Regions from separate parts of the Homo sapiens genome. Here all the other regions are linked to region 1. Evidence: chromatin contacts called from ENCODE Hi-C data. All regions are on one chromosome and are shown on one strand. Each heading gives the region's core, a stretch centred on a gene start or an enhancer-like site at or near the end of the contact. The rest is flanking DNA. Distances are from core to core; before and after follow the strand shown.

Region 1 (4,865 bases), core at 1,692-4,191:
ATTATCAGTTTGCTGGGGCTGCCAGGCTTGGGGGCTTCAACAAGGATTTATTGTCTCACAGTTCTGGAGGCTGGAAGTCTCAGGTCAGGGCATCAGCAGGGTGGGCTCCTTCTGGGGCTGTGAGGGAGAATCTGTCCCAGGCTGTCCCCTGACTTCTGGTGATTTGCTGACAATGTTTGGTGCCCTTTGGCTTGTGAAGCATCGCCCCAGTTTCTGCCTTTATCTTAACATGGCACCCTCCCTGCTTGTCAGTGTCCAAATTTCCTCCACTTAAACATTTTAATTAATTGGCTGGGCATGGTGGCTCACGCCTGTAATCCCAGCACTTTGGGAGGCCGAGGCGGGCGGATCATCTGAGGTCGGGAATTCGAGACCAGCCTGGCCAACATGGAGAAACCCGTCTCTACTAAAAATACAAAATTAGCCGGGCATGGTGGCACATGCCTGTAATCCCACCTATTCGGGAGGCTGAGGCAGGAGAATCTCTTGAACCTGGGACACTGAGGTTGCGGTGAGCCAAGATGGCACCATTGCATTCTAGCCTGGGCAACAAGAGTGAAACTCCGTCTCAAAAAATTTTTTTAAATTAATTTATATATGTGTATTTATTTATTCATTTATTTATTTTAGAGACAGGGTCTCACTCTGCACCCAGGCTGGCATGCAGTGGCACAATCATAGCTCACTGCAACCTGAAACTCTGGGGCTCAAGCCATCCTCCCTCTTCAGCCTCCCAGAGAGCTGGGATTACAGGTGTGAGCCACCATGCCCAGCTGAAATTTTCCCTTTTTACAAGGATATCAGTTATACTGGATTAACGTCCCCCCTAATGACCTCATCTTATGACTTTATCATCTGCAAAGACCCTATTTCCAAATAAGGTCACATTCACAGGTCCTGGTGGTTATAGGATTTCCACATCTTTTGGGAGAGACACAATGCAACCCATAACAACCTGTAACCCAATGTGCTGTCCCAAAGAACTACAACACCAGGGGGATGCTGAGGTTCAGAGAGTGTCCTTGCCCTGGTGGTAGGGCTGGGACGCAGCAGGACTGGGGAGGCGGGACCCACTGCTGCTAGACACTGCAGCACTCTTAGACACAGCTCGGCCACCTGAGCAGGTGATCATTTCCCAGTTCCGCTCTGCAGACCCTTTTTTTTTTTCCCAGTAGAGATGAAGTTTCACTATGTTGGCCAGGCTGGTTTTGCACTCCTGACCTCAAATGACCTGGCCGCCTTGGTCTCCCAAAGTGCTGGGATTACAGGCGTGAGCCACAGTGCCCGGCCCCACTTTGCAGATTTAAAAACAAGACATCTGGAAGCTCAGAGAAGTTAAACTCACCCCAGGTCTTACAGCCAAACTCTGGCTTGCCTGACCTGATGTCAGGAGGCTTTCTTAGTGCAAGAAAGGAAGGGCAGGGCAAGCCTTAGCCGAATGTTTATCTCTAAGAGGCTTCTGACTCTCCTGGGCGCCTCCGGTTCCTTCTCCCAGGAAGGCATGTGGCCGAGCTGGGCTTGGGTGACTCATGGTCCTAGAGTGATGAGTGAGAAACAGGCACTGTGAGAGTCATGGTAGGACCTGGCCAGAACTTCGTCCCCTAAGTCCTGGACTTGGTCCCTCCTTTGGGATTAGTTGGGGTCTCACAGAGCCTCCCACATCCTGGGCAAGTTACAGCACATGCTACAGGATCTTTGCAGAAATGTAAACAAACTCTTTCTTCTTTTTTTTTTCCAGCCACCAGTAGAATTTAGAATTTATTTATTTATTATTTTATTTATTTATTTATTTATTTATTTATTTGAGACGGAGTCTCACTCTGTTGCCAGGCTGGAGTGCAATGGCGCAATCTCGGCTCATTGCAACCTCCACCTCCCTGGTTCAAGCGATTCTCCTGCCTCAGCCTCCTGAGTAGCTGGGACTACAGGCAAGCGCCACCATGTCCAGCTAATTTTTGCATTTTTAGCAGAGACAGGGTTTCACCATGTTGGCCAGGATGGTCTCGATCTCTTGCCCTCATAATCCGCCCACCTCGGCCTCCCAAAGTGCTGGGATTACAGGTGTGAGCCACCGTGCCCGGCCTTAGAATTTATTATGAAATTAGACATGAGGTTCCAAAAAGTAACTAGAAGATTTTTTACTTTTTATTTTTTGAGAAAGGGTCTCACTCTGTCGCCTAGGCTGGAATGCAGTGGCACAGTCGTAGCTCACTGCAGCTTCAAACTCCTGGACTCAAATGATCCTCCTGCCTTGTCCTTTCAAGGTGCTGGGATTACAGGCATGAGCCACTAATCCTGGCTAATAATTTTTCTTGACATATTAAAATTCTGTTTCTTAAATAGCATTTCCTCTCATTTTGGATGGGTGCACGAACCTTGGGTGGGATATCCTTGGGAGGTGACATCATGCACACAGAAGGCAGGAGCCCTAAGGGGGTTGGGGATGGCTCCAGAATGGGGTCTGAGAAGGAGATGGAGAAGCCTGTTCACGCAACACTTCATAGTGGCTTGCTTTCCGCAGGGTCATTGGCAGGGCGGTCCCTAGGCCTGGAGCGCTCTTCCCGCCCATCCCCAGGCCCTGCTCCAGGTCGGCCTCCTGGGAACCATCCCGTCTCGCCAGCACACCCTGTCCCGAGGCCGCCTCTGACCTCCAGGCTGGGCCTGGTCCCCACGGCGCTTAGCGCAATCATGACTTAAACACCTATTACAGGACGCTCAGTCTTTAGTGCTTGTCTCCCCGCGGCTGGGCTGACTACTCCCAGCACGGCCACTGAACGCTTGGCCGCGCGATGCTCCGGAGCGCGGGTCGCCATTGGGTTGAACTACAGCTCCCAGCATGCTCCGGGCCGGCGACATCCGGAGCCCCTGGTAGTTGCCTAGCGACCGGGCGTGTCCCGGAAGACGGGCCCGGCGTGGGGCGCGACTTCCGGGGCGGCGGTTGCATCAGATTCTAGGAAGTGTCTGTAGCCGCAGCTGCGGGTCCGGGATTCCCAGCCATGGCAGATTCCTCCGGGCAGCAGGGTGAGCGGCGCGGCCGGGCCAGGCTGAGGGCGGCTGGGGGCCTGACTGGGCGCTGGGTGCTCGGCTCGAAGGGCAGCGAGTCCTTATGTCTGAGGGGCCCGGGTGCATGGGTTCTGAGGGGCAGCTGTGTCCGTGGTCTGAGGGGCGGCAGTGCCCGAGGTCTGAGGGGTGTCAGTGCGCGGGGTCTGAGGGACGGCACGTCCTTGGGTCCGAGGGGCGGGGGTGCTCGGGGTCTGAGGGGTGTCAGTGCCCGGGGTCTGAGGGACGGCGGGTCCTGAGGTTCGAGGGGTGGCACGTCCTAGGATCCGAAGGACAACGGGTGCCCGGCTCCGAGGGACGGCCACTGGGACCCCTGGGACTCCTGCGTGAGGGTCTGCCAGACCCGTGGCTGGAGCACAGACCCCGCGGGGACCCGAGCCCGAGCGGGGCGCTGCCCAGACCACCCAGCCTCAGTTTCCTCACTTGGTTCCTGCCGAGGTCCCCTTGCATCCTCACCCCGGGAGGTGGCCCTACATCAAACAGCCTTTCCCCAGCCGGTGCCTGGGCGGGCCCTCGCTCCCTCTTGCCCCAGCTGGCCTTTAGGGGGGAGACAAAGGCCCAAGGGTTGTTTTGGTTTTCTGCCCAGACCTGGCAGCTTCCGGGAGGTGGGCGGAGGGCACCTGAGGTTGGTATTTAGGGAAATGGGGCAGAGGACGCCAGGGGTACGCGTACACACAGTAAAAGGGCTTGGGGCTTTACGAAGGCTTTCATCTCCAGTTCCGCAGGCAGTCCACTGCAAGCTGATTGTCAGAGCATTACTGCCCCATTTTATTGCCAACCCGGGAGGTTCCCCAGGGACACAGCTGTGTCAGCTCCCCCAGTCACTCATGTCACCAGCGGGTAGACCTTGAGAGACCAGTGGGTTCTTCTCTCACTGTCCCTCCAGCAAGATTTTAGGTGCTGGAAAGGCAAGAGACTGAATCAGAAAGCCCAGATTCCTAACAGTCTGGAGCAGCCTTTCCAAAGGAAACATTCTCAGTATCTAGTTTTTAATTCTTTTGGCTGGCAAAAATTAGATGCAAGTTCTTGTAAGACACCTCCAGCCCCCACCCTCAGTTTAGATCGTACCAAGATTTCCTTAGCATCTGGTGGTGCCCTTTGCCCCTGAGGGTTTATTGGGTTATAGATAGGTAGTTATGACAACCCGAGTAATCTGGCGGCATGGGGACACCCAGATGACAGGGCTACACTCTTGTGCCAAGTGGCAGGAGGTGGTCACCTTCCAGGCACGCCGCCTACCACCCTACCTGTGTGCCTGGATTCCAGCACCATCTCCACCCGTCCCAGAGCCAAGCGGCCCTCAGAAGTCACCCAGATTCCTGTAAAACAGCATCATAGTTAACAGCCCCAACTCTGGAACCACCCTGGAAGGGCCAGGGTTCCAACTCTGCCTCCCGCCCCACAGCAAACCATGCGTAATGGCTCCTACCTTGGAGCATGGAGTGTAAATGAATTAATAGATGGGAAGGACGTAGAACAGTGCCTGGCACTCAATTAAGTGCTGTGTCTGTGCTGAAAGTTAGGGCCTGTTTGTTTTCAAACTAAAAATGTGTTTTTGTTCATTTGTGAACGTAAATGACGTATTAGTAGTGTTTTGTATCTTGTTTTTAAAAATAGCTTTAGAATTTTAGGTTTTCAGAGCCTTGTAAGAATTGCCTTCTTTTTGGAGCTTGCCATATAGGTTGGGATTGCCCTCTCCGGGCTGTCAGGGCAGCAGGCAGATTGCCCAGTCCTCAGCCTGCGCACAGCATCTCCAGCCAGTGTTCTTCTGCCCCAGGGCATGGCCCACCTGCCTTTACTATCGC
Region 2 (4,865 bases), core at 1,038-3,537, 740 kb before region 1:
CGCTTGCCACCACACCTGGCCTTGGTTAATTTTTTGTATAGGTGGGGACTCACTATGTTGCCCGAGCTGGTCTCGAACTCCTGGGTTCAAGTGATCCTCCTACCTTGAACTCCCCAGTGCTGGGATTACAGGCGTGAGCCACCACTCCCAGTCTCCCATTTTTTAAACAAACAAATAAATCAATTATCTCTAATCCCTTGCCATCACCGAAAACCCAGATGGCTTTAAACTCATTTACATTTTAGGTAAAAGCCCAGTTCAATTTTGCATTCATGTCTCACAAAGGAGTAGTGGTGGAGGTTTTTTAAAAATTTTTTTTGAGATCACTCTGGAGCGCAGTGGCAGGATCTCCACTCACTGTAATCTCCGCCTCCCTGGTTCAAGCCATTCTCGTGCCTCAGCAAACCGAGAAGCAGCTGGGATTATAGGTGCCCACCACCATGCTTGACCAATTTTTGTATTCTTAGTAGAGACAGGGTTTCATCATGTTGGCCAGGCTGGTCTCGAACTCCTGGCCTCAAATAATCTGCCCGCCTCAGCATCCCAAAGTGCTGGGATTACAGGCATGAGCCACCAGCCCGGCCAGTATACGCTTTGCTTTCTGCGCACAGTTCCTGCTATGAGACTCTCAGTCACTAAACAGGTCTAGTTTCTAGAAAATGCCCACCTTTCACTCTTGTAATATCAGTTTTCTGCTAATGGGCTAGGCCCCAGAAGGACTTCCAAGAAGAGCCCAAGGCACAGAAAACCGAGGGTAAATAATAGGATACAAAGTGACAAGGCTTTAACAGAGGCCTGCCCAAGCATTAGCTCAACTCGCTGTGAAAGCTTGGCAAATGTATCACTGAGAAGATGGGAACATTTGAAATACCCGTCCTTTAAGAATAAGTAGGGGTTCGGCTGGGCGCGGTGGCTCACGCCTGTAAGGCCAGCACTGTGGGAGGCCGAGGCGGGCGGATCACCTGAGTTCCGGAGTTCGAGACCAGCCTGGCCAACATGGTGAAACCCCATCTCTACTAAAAATACAAAATCAGCTGGGCGCGGCGGCGAGTGCCTGTAATCCCAGCTACTCGGGAGGCTACGACAGGAGACTCTCTTGTACCTGGGAGGCGGAGATTGCAGTGAGCCGAGATCGTGCCACTGCACTCCAGCCTGGGAGAAAGAGGAGACAGAGCAAGACTCCATCTCAAAAAAAAAAAAAAAAATTAGTTCATGGGCGAGGTGGCTCACGTCTGTAATCCCAGCACTTTGGGAGGCCGAGGCGGGTGGATCACTTGAGATCAGGAGTTCGAGACCAGCCTGACCAACACAGTGAAATCCCCGTCTCTACTATAAATACAAAAATTAGCTGGGCCTGGTGGCGGACGCCTGTAATCCCAGCTACTTGGGAGGCTAAGGCGGGAGAATCGCTTGAACCCGGGAGGCAGAGGTTGCAGTGAGCCGAGATTGCGCCAATGCACTCCACCCTAGGCGACAACGCGAGACTTCATCTCAAAAGAAAAAGAAAAAAAAAGAATTAGGGGTTCTCCACGTGCAGCTGGGAAAGACGTTCCAACAATCCTCATTTGTACCAGGCCCTTTGGTGGGCCAGTCCCTTAGGGCATCTCTAATGCTCCTAATGTCCATCCTAGAAATTCAGGGAGGGAAAGAAAGTGCTGGGGCGAGCATGGGTCAGGAGAGAATAGGGTCAGGATTTAGGGCCCTGAAGAAGCCTCGGGCAAACTCTTTGGACAGACAGACCTTCCAAGAGGGCCCTCAGGCTCCGCACGTGGTCTGGGCGGGAAGTGCGGGCAGAGAGACTAGGAAGCCTTCCCAGCAGCGCCGGCGGACCGGGGCAAGGAAAGGGTCGAATAGTTACCATGCCATTCTGGGGCCGTCCCTCTGATTGGCCCGAGCTCCCTCAGCCCGAGTCGCGGCGCTCCAAGGAAGGGGGCGGAGTCTCTATGTTGCGTCACCACCCTTCCCGACACCCCGCCGGTGCTTCCCAATCTAGCCATTCACAAGCCCACTTCGAGAGGCCCTGTGTGACGTCACGACACGCTCCCGCCAACCGCGGCGGCGAGGGGCGGGACTCCACGGCCCTCTCACCGCTCCTACCCTGTGCCTCCCCGAACTCCTTCTGCCCCTCCTCTTCCCTCTCGCCCCTTCCCCCTTCAGTTCGGTTTCAAAAGACGCGTTGCCCAATGAATAACAGGGTCGACCCAGAGTGGCGGCCGCGTCCACCAATTCGCGGACGGCGAGGGCGGAGCGTCCGCAACGAGCCTCTGACGCCGGGCGGCGTGTGACGCAGTCGGGCCCTCTGCGCGCTGCGCCCGAAGCGGCGGTCGGTGGCAGGGGTGGTAGCGGCGGCGGCGACGGTTTCGTGGGGGCCGCGCGCTGCTCTGTGAGCGGCGGGTGGCAGCAGGGGACTCCTGACACTTCCCCTTCCCCACCGAACCGCGGTAAGTCGGGAGCCCGAGCTGCAGCGGCCGAGACCGGCAGGTTTCTCCCCCCTTCCGGGCGGGCGGACGCGCGGGGCGTCTCAGGGCCTCTCCGCTTCGAAGTCTAGCGCCGCTGCGCGCACCTTCTGGCCTGAGAGAGGGGCGGTGCTGAGGACCCGGGGGCCCGGAGCCCGGGAGGCCCGGCTTTGGAGGCCCTGGGAGAGAATGGACATCAGTGGGGTCTAGGCCTGGAGGTCTCCAGTTGCTGCCCACGCGAGTGGGTGTCTGTCTGGTTGTACTCATTCATTCAGTGGTGTAAGGACCCCACGGTGGGCTGGCCTTTCCGGGGTCAGCGCCTTGAAACCCTGAATACGGTCTGCCCCGCACTTCCTTGACCGTCATGTGGGACTGGGCTTTATTTGCCTTGGCTTCTCCATAAGGGAAGTGGGCACCCCGAGGATTAGGGTGAGTCCGAAGTTTGGGAGATTTTTAAGATAATATCTGAGAATAGGAGTCGGTTCGGTGGAGCAAAAGGTTCTTTTCTATTTTCCCACGTGTTCAGTGTAAAGCCAGATGAGGAGACAGATTGAGTTTCTGGATTACTATAGCCATAAGGACTTTAGAAATTGTTTAAGTCAATCCCCCTACCTTACATCAGTTTTGTAGATGGGGAAACCGAGGCCCGGAGTAACAGGCAGGATTAGCCAATGCCAGATTTTTGACAGTCTAAACAGTTTTCTACTACCTCACCCTCCCTGGATATTTCAGTCTCCCATTATTAAGAATTCCCTTTAGGAGGTCGGTGCGGCATGGACATTAGGTAGCTAAACGTAGATGTAGTCTTCACAGCGTTTTCCGTTTAGTTGCTACCAGCTCTGTTCACGGGTAAGGTGGAAGCTTCGTTAGTGGTACCCTAACCTAGAGCTTGAGAACTAAACTTAGAAGATGGTTAAAGAACGTCAGCGTTGTTATGTATCGGAAACAAATCGGTAAAACTACAAGCCATTGTTTCCCTTTCTAAATCTGAATTTTTTGACTTGTGTCAGCTGATGAGGACTCGGAGTCAGTTAGGGATTTATAACAGTACTGGAATAGAAAGCAGGAAATATTGATAAGACTTAGAAAGCCAGGTAGGAGTCCGTTTGTAGTAGTTGTACCTCGGAACTCATGGCTCCTTTCAGGTACAGAATTCAAAGTGAAGTATTATAGTAGAATAAGGTGAGGAAATAAAACTCCGTTTTGGAGGAAGAAGCTAACTGGAATAAAGAGCAAAAAGAGAGCAGTGATCATTCCCTGTGACGGTCTTACAAATTCGAAAAGAAACTCGAGTTAACTGGGTTACAGTATGTTTACCTGGTGGAGGAAGTTAGGGTATTTAAAAACCAAAACTAGAGGTTGGACAGGATAAAGGTACTGGGAAATACTTGGGTAAAATTATTCTTTTTGACTCTTCAGATTTGATGAAATTGAATTAGTTGACACTTGGTTCTGTACACATCAGTAAGATTGTTACTTTGTTCTTGTATAGATGACAAAGCATAAACTCAGAACTAGTAGTGCAGAAGAGAACCGTAGTCTAAATAGTAAAGCGTGAACAGGGTATGTTTTCCGTGACATTTTCTCAGTTCAGGCATCACCCTCTTCTGGGAAGCTTTTCTTGGCATTCTCTTCTCTGCAAGCTTCCATAACACTTATTTGATATTTCTATTTATAGCACATATCATTTTTATTTTAGCTGTTTTTTTAATTAGGCTGGTAAAATATTTTCATCTTATCTTTGTTGTCCAGTTGCTTGCCACATAGTAGGCCCTCAGTAAGTGTGTTTACTTGAATGAATAGACAAATATGGAGGAGTTATACCTAACAGTAGTCAATAGAGAGGCTCCTGAAATATGGGGCCCAGATAAGATAGTTCCTGCTGTTTATATGTTATGTGATACTTTGGTCCCTGACATTTATTTGTTTATTTATTTATGAGATAGGGTCTCACTCCATCACCCAGGCTAGAGTGCAGTGGCGCAATCTCGGTTCACAGTAGCCTCTACCTCCTGGGCTCAAGCAATCTTCCCACCTCAGCCTCCCAAGTAGCTGAGACCACAGGTGTGCACCACCATACCCAGCTAATATTTTTTTGTATATTTTGGGTAGAGACAGGGTTTCGCTATGTTGCCCAGGCTGGTATCGAATTCCTGGGCTCAAGCCATCCCCCACCTCGGCCTCCCAAAGTGCTGGGATTACAGGTATGAGCCACTGTGCCCAGCCAGTACCTGACTTTATGTCTACTAGGTCCTAGATAACTAAGAGCAAGTAGAATTTTTAAGGAACTAAATTTACGGCTTTGAAAAAATTATATTATTTTCTTGTAATATGATTTATGTGGTGGTAGTTAACCTGGAAAGTAAAGAATGATGGTACTAATGTTTAATTTCCAATAATGAGACTATG
Region 3 (4,865 bases), core at 654-3,153, 610 kb after region 1:
AGCCCCACAGCCATCAGCCATGGGATGTCTGGGTAGAGGCTCCCAGGCCAGAGGCTGGCACCACACCAAAAGGCCGCTGGCTGGGCAGCCAGGAAGTAGGGCCACTGGGGCAGCGGGGGAAGGCCCCAGGCAGGCATGGAGGAGAGCAGCCTGGACCTTCCCGGAGGTGACTTCCCAGGCCTGTCCCTGAGAAATCCAGTGCCCAGCCCTGCTCAGGCACGCTGTACCGGGAATTGGAACCACCTGGTAACAGGGGGGCCAGGTGCCTCTGCTACCAGCGCTGCTTTCTCCGGGAGCACAGCTGCCTCTTAGTGAGAGCTGCAAACGTGCCTCTCCGCTCTCTGCATCAAGCCAGGTTTTCATGAGCTTGGTTCAATTAGTTAATGTGGGGCCCGTGGGGACGGCCCGTGGCATGCTGAGCCCTCAGGGAGCACCGCCACCGTCACCTTCCTATCCTGGACAGCCCCCTGCCCCAGAGTCCACCTGGGCCTCAGGGGGTCTGAGATGCGGCACCGGACATCAGGGGCCTTCTCTCTTGGGGGCTCCTGAGCCTCGAGTCTCAGCCGACCTTGAGGAGTTATCTTACTGCACCCAAGGGTGCGCTCCCCAGCACGCTTCTCTTCCCAGAAGGATTCACACCTGGACTACCCTCCCGGAGGTGTGGAGCCAAATTCTGGGCTCCAGGTGGTCCCCTCCCCAGCCGGCTCCCTCCCCACGCCGGGCCTGCGAGAAGATGCGCACCCCCAGACACAGCAGCGCCTCTGAACTTCAAGGGAGAGTGCAGAGTTTGTGTTTCTGCGTTTCCCCACTTCCTTCCCTCCTCTGCTCCGGGGTCGCAGCTCCGACGGGGCAGGTGGCGCTGGGACAGAGCTCCCCCACACCAGCTCTCAGGAAGCACCTTCGTGCCGGCCGTCGCCGGTGGCGATACTCACACGGCGAAGTGGTAAACGAAGCATTTCCAGCCGGTGGGACGCTCGAGGAAGTTGTAGACGCGGCCCTGGACGTGGGTGCGCGCCAACACCGGGCGGCGCGTGCTGTAGATGGAGACGCGCGGGTCTAGGCTCACCGGCGGCCGCGGGCCAAGGTCGGAGGCAACTGGGGGCGCGGCGGGCGCGGCCGGGGACGCAGGGGGCGCGGGACCTGGGGCGCCGGGCGCGATGGGCGCGTAGAGCGCGCCGCCCGCCGGGCCGCCCTCCGCCAGCTCCAGCGAGAAGGGGCACTTCTTGGCCAGGCCCGCGCTGCCCCGCCGGGCGCCTGGCAGGCGGCCCCAACCCCAGCGCTTCCTCTCGGCCCTGGGCGGGGAGGAGGCCGCGGCCATAACGAGGAGGGCCTGCCGGGGGGCCGGCCCGAGCGGCGGCACCGGGAGCTGCAGCGAAGGCGAGCGCCCGGGCGCAGTGCGGGCAGCCACTGCTGCCAGCCCCGCCGCGGGGGGCCGCTGCCGGCCCAGCCCGGGCGCTCGGGGCGGGGCCGGAGGGGGCAGTGGCCGAGGGCCGGTCCCATGGGACGGCGTGCCCCGCCCCCGCCTGCACGCCCCGCCCCCGCCGGTCCGGCGCGCACAGGGCGTCCCTGCCCGCGCCCACCGGCTTGGCCCGCCCTCTCCCCACGGACCGGCCTGGCCCTGCCTCCGCCTCACCCCCTGGCTTGGCCTGTCCGCGCCCCCGCCCCCGCCTGCGCCCCCGCCCCCACCCCCACCCCCGCCCGAGCCCACCTGCTTAGCCCCGCTCGTGTCATCTATCCCGCTTGGCCCCGCCCCCTCCTCGCCCACCTGTTTGGCCCCGTTCCAGTGTGCATTTACCCCGCCTGGCCCCGCCCCCTCCCCGCCCACCTGCTTGGCCCCGCCCTCACCCACCTGCTTGGCCCCGCCCCGTCTGCATCTCCCCTGCTTGCTCCTGCCCTGCCCTCACCCACCTGCTTGGCCCCCACTTCTGATGCCCGCCTGCTCTGCCTGGCCCGGAGGAGGACCCCAGCTGCGCCAGGGAGGAAGGGGTAAGGCCTGGCCGATACCACGACCGAGAACGGCACAGCGGGGGCAGGAGGGGCGGGGTAGGGTGCCGGCATCTACTTTCCCTCCCTCTGAGCCACTCCGGAGTTGGGGTTGGGGGGAGGAAAGGGATGTCCTGGGTGAGGGTGTGCTGGCCCCGCGATCACTGTGAGCGCCCCCGGGTGCCCAGGCGCGCGAGCTGCGGGCGGCGAATACGCTCGGGTCGCTTCCCACCAGGGCCCTTGGACCGGGAGGGTGAGATGGGACCACCACTGTCAGGTACCTCCCAGTGGGAGCTGTGTGGGTGGGGAGCCGGCAGGGCTGCTGGGGGGTGGGGGCGGCACAGCCGGGGTCTGGACCTGGTTTGACTGCCGGGCATAGCAGGCGGGGCTGCCTGGGCAGTTAAAGGGAGAGGCGCTTGCGCCACCCTAGTAACTTGGAGAATGGGCGCCTTGTCCTCCCCACCGTCGAGACCGCGCTGCCGCTGCGCCCCGTGGATTCCCCTGGGTGGGGGTGGGTTGGTCACATCGGAAGATTTTCACAGGTCTCTGCACTGCCTCCCGCCCGCTACTGGCATTTGGGTCTCAGCACGTCTCAGGCTTGGGGGGGGGGTGGGGGGCAGCCAACAGAAGAGACCGGCTTTTTTCAGGATACTGCACACAGCCCTGAGGCAGGGACTAAAGGTGGAGCTCAGCGGTGACTCTCCGCCCCGCCAGGAGACCCATAACTCATGTGACACTTCCAGGTCGTCCCTGAGCACCCTGGGTCAATTTGATGTATCTACCACCCCCTGCCAAAAGTCTGCTCTTTTATCGTGGACGGAGTCCAGCCCAGGCCCTTGACGCCTGACTCCCCACCCTAGTGAGGTGCCACACAGGAGTGCACAGTCTGTATTTGCAGCAAGAGTGGATGGAGTGGGTCCCAGCTTGTGCTGGGCGCTGTGATAACACAAGGGAGGCCGAGGAGAGGGTACCTTCCTGGGAAGCATATCAGTGAAGGTGCAGAAGGGCAGCGGGTCAGAAGATGGGGGCAGTCAGTCAGCTCTGCAGGGCACACAGCACGCATTCAGCAGTTACTTTCCGGGTGAACATACATACACCTGCATGGAGTCTCTGCCTTCCCCTCCCACCTCAGCAGGAGGAAGGTGAGCTTTGAATAAGCAGCGTTTGGACAACTGGACAGTCATAAAGAAAGAAAAAGCATACCTTGGGTCCATCTCACCGCACACGAGAATAAATCTCAAATGAATCAGAGGCTCAAGTGTAAAGGGTGAGATGAAGCCATGCAAATTCTACAAGAATGTACAGGTCAATTCCTCAAGAACCTGTGAATCGGGAAAACATTTCCAACTATGACTTGAAATCCAAAAGCAACAGATAAAATAAGAAAAATTAAAATAGAAGCACCATTAGCAAAGTAAAGGAGACAAATGACCAAATGGGAAAAGTATTTGCAGTTTCGATCACAAAGGATTAATATCACTGATACATAAAGAACATCAAAACTGAGGTGAGGAACCTGCCAGACAGTCCTATAGAAAAGGGAGCAGAAGACATGAGCAGTTCATAGGAAATGGGGTTCATGACCTTTGCACTTATGAAAAAATGTTCAACCTCATTTATAACAAGAAAAATGCAAATGAAAAGTACACTCTGATACCACTGCTTGCTTATCAGATTGGCAAAAATCCAGACTTTTGATGGCAACTCTGTGGGAGAGGCAGCAGGCACAGGTGCACTCCTCATCACTGGTAGAAAAGAGACCTAGCGATATTACTAAATGTATCATTTGACACAGAAACCCCACTTCTAGGAAATAACCCAAAGATATGTAGGAAAAATAGAAAAGTACATATACATAATGATAGTCAAAACAGCATTTTTTATATTAGCAAAAGTCTAGAGACAATCACAATGTCCTTCAATCGCTTCAGCTGTGCTGTGGTACAGTCACACGATGGAGTGCCATGATCAATATGATCACTAATACTCAACCAAAGGATCCCAAAGAACTCTGTGTGTGTGTGTGTGTGTGTGTGTGTGTGTGTGTGTGTGTGTGTATCAAAGAATGATGCTAAATTCCTTTGGAACCAAGATTTTCAGTATAAAAGTGATACAGATTTAAAAAATCAAAGAAGTACAAACCAGTCCTTAAATTGAATGGACTATATTAGCATAGACTCCTCAGCTATTTTATCTTAGGAAAAAGGTATATCCTACTATTGTTCATTGTCAAGTTTGAGAAGGGGCTGATCAACAATGGGACAATTTGAGCATCAGAAAGAGTCATGGATGAAAACACATCAAATAGCTGAAAAGCCCATGCATTCATGATAATACTGAAAAATCCTATTTGATCTTCTGCAGGTTGCTTTGCTCATTATTCTGAAAACGAGTGAAAAGGCAGGGCGGTCAGGCAGGTCAAGCCTCCATATTTTAAAAATTCTAGGCCGGATGCAGTGGCTCACACCTGTAATCCCAGCACTTTGGGAGGCCGAGGCAGGCTGATCGCTTGAGGTCAGGAGTTTGAGACCAGCCTGGTCAACATGGTAAAACCCCGCCTCTACTGAAAATCCAAAATTAGCTGGGTGTGGTGGCACACACCTGTAATCCCACCTACTCAGGAGGCTGAGGCAGGAGAATCACTTGGACCCGGGAGGCAGAGGCTGCAGTGAGCTGAGATCGCACCACTGCACTCCAGCCTGGGTGACAAGAGCGAAACTCCATCTAAAAAAAAAAAATTCTAATAACTCACTAGGGAGGCTTCTTGGAGGCCCCCAGGGCTGTCTCCTGGGCCCTGAGCTGTGCCACAGCCTGCTGCTCTGGGGGTATGGGGTCCCATTGGCTTGGGGACACTGAGGCAGGAGAGAGACTGGACAAGGGAT

Evidence for each region. A loop is a pair of places that touch in the nucleus more often than their neighbours do. Pooled maps may share reads with other maps.
Region 2: a loop to region 1 is called in a map with no recorded cell type, with 9 times the contacts of the local background. The contact joins the promoter of NUP98 here to the promoter of CARS1 in region 1. A Hi-C loop is called at or near these places in 4 of 37 single-sample maps with no recorded cell type and 9 of 50 pooled maps.
Region 3: a map of CD4-positive, alpha-beta T cell shows a loop between it and region 1 (2.1-fold over the local background). The contact joins the promoter of TRPM5 here to the promoter of CARS1 in region 1. A Hi-C loop is called at or near these places in 2 of 168 maps with a recorded cell type or tissue (CD4-positive, alpha-beta T cell and naive thymus-derived CD4-positive, alpha-beta T cell) and 6 of 50 pooled maps.

The regions. Positions count from the first base shown.
Region 1 is chr11:3,055,499-3,060,363 of GRCh38, reverse strand. It overlaps CARS1 (cysteinyl-tRNA synthetase 1), which reads left to right and starts at 2,941. Exons shown (of 23, transcript NM_001014437.3): 1 at 2,941-3,021. The coding sequence starts at 2,997. LOC124902615 (a long non-coding RNA gene) reads right to left here and starts at 1,740. Exons shown (of 2, transcript XR_007062555.1): 1 at 1,346-1,740. RefSeq lists an enhancer at 2,755-3,287.
Region 2 is chr11:3,794,976-3,799,840 of GRCh38, reverse strand. It overlaps NUP98 (nucleoporin 98 and 96 precursor), which reads left to right and starts at 2,287. Exons shown (of 33, transcript NM_016320.5): 1 at 2,287-2,441. It also overlaps a transcript of PGAP2 not described here. RefSeq lists silencers at 2,271-2,440, 2,521-2,610.
Region 3 is chr11:2,441,552-2,446,416 of GRCh38, reverse strand. It overlaps TRPM5 (transient receptor potential cation channel subfamily M member 5), which reads left to right and starts at 1,903. Exons shown (of 29, transcript NM_014555.4): 1 at 1,903-1,986. It overlaps KCNQ1 (potassium voltage-gated channel subfamily Q member 1), which reads right to left and starts at 1,409. Exons shown (of 16, transcript NM_000218.3): 1 at 933-1,409. The coding sequence starts at 1,318. RefSeq lists silencers at 1,420-1,489, 1,500-1,609.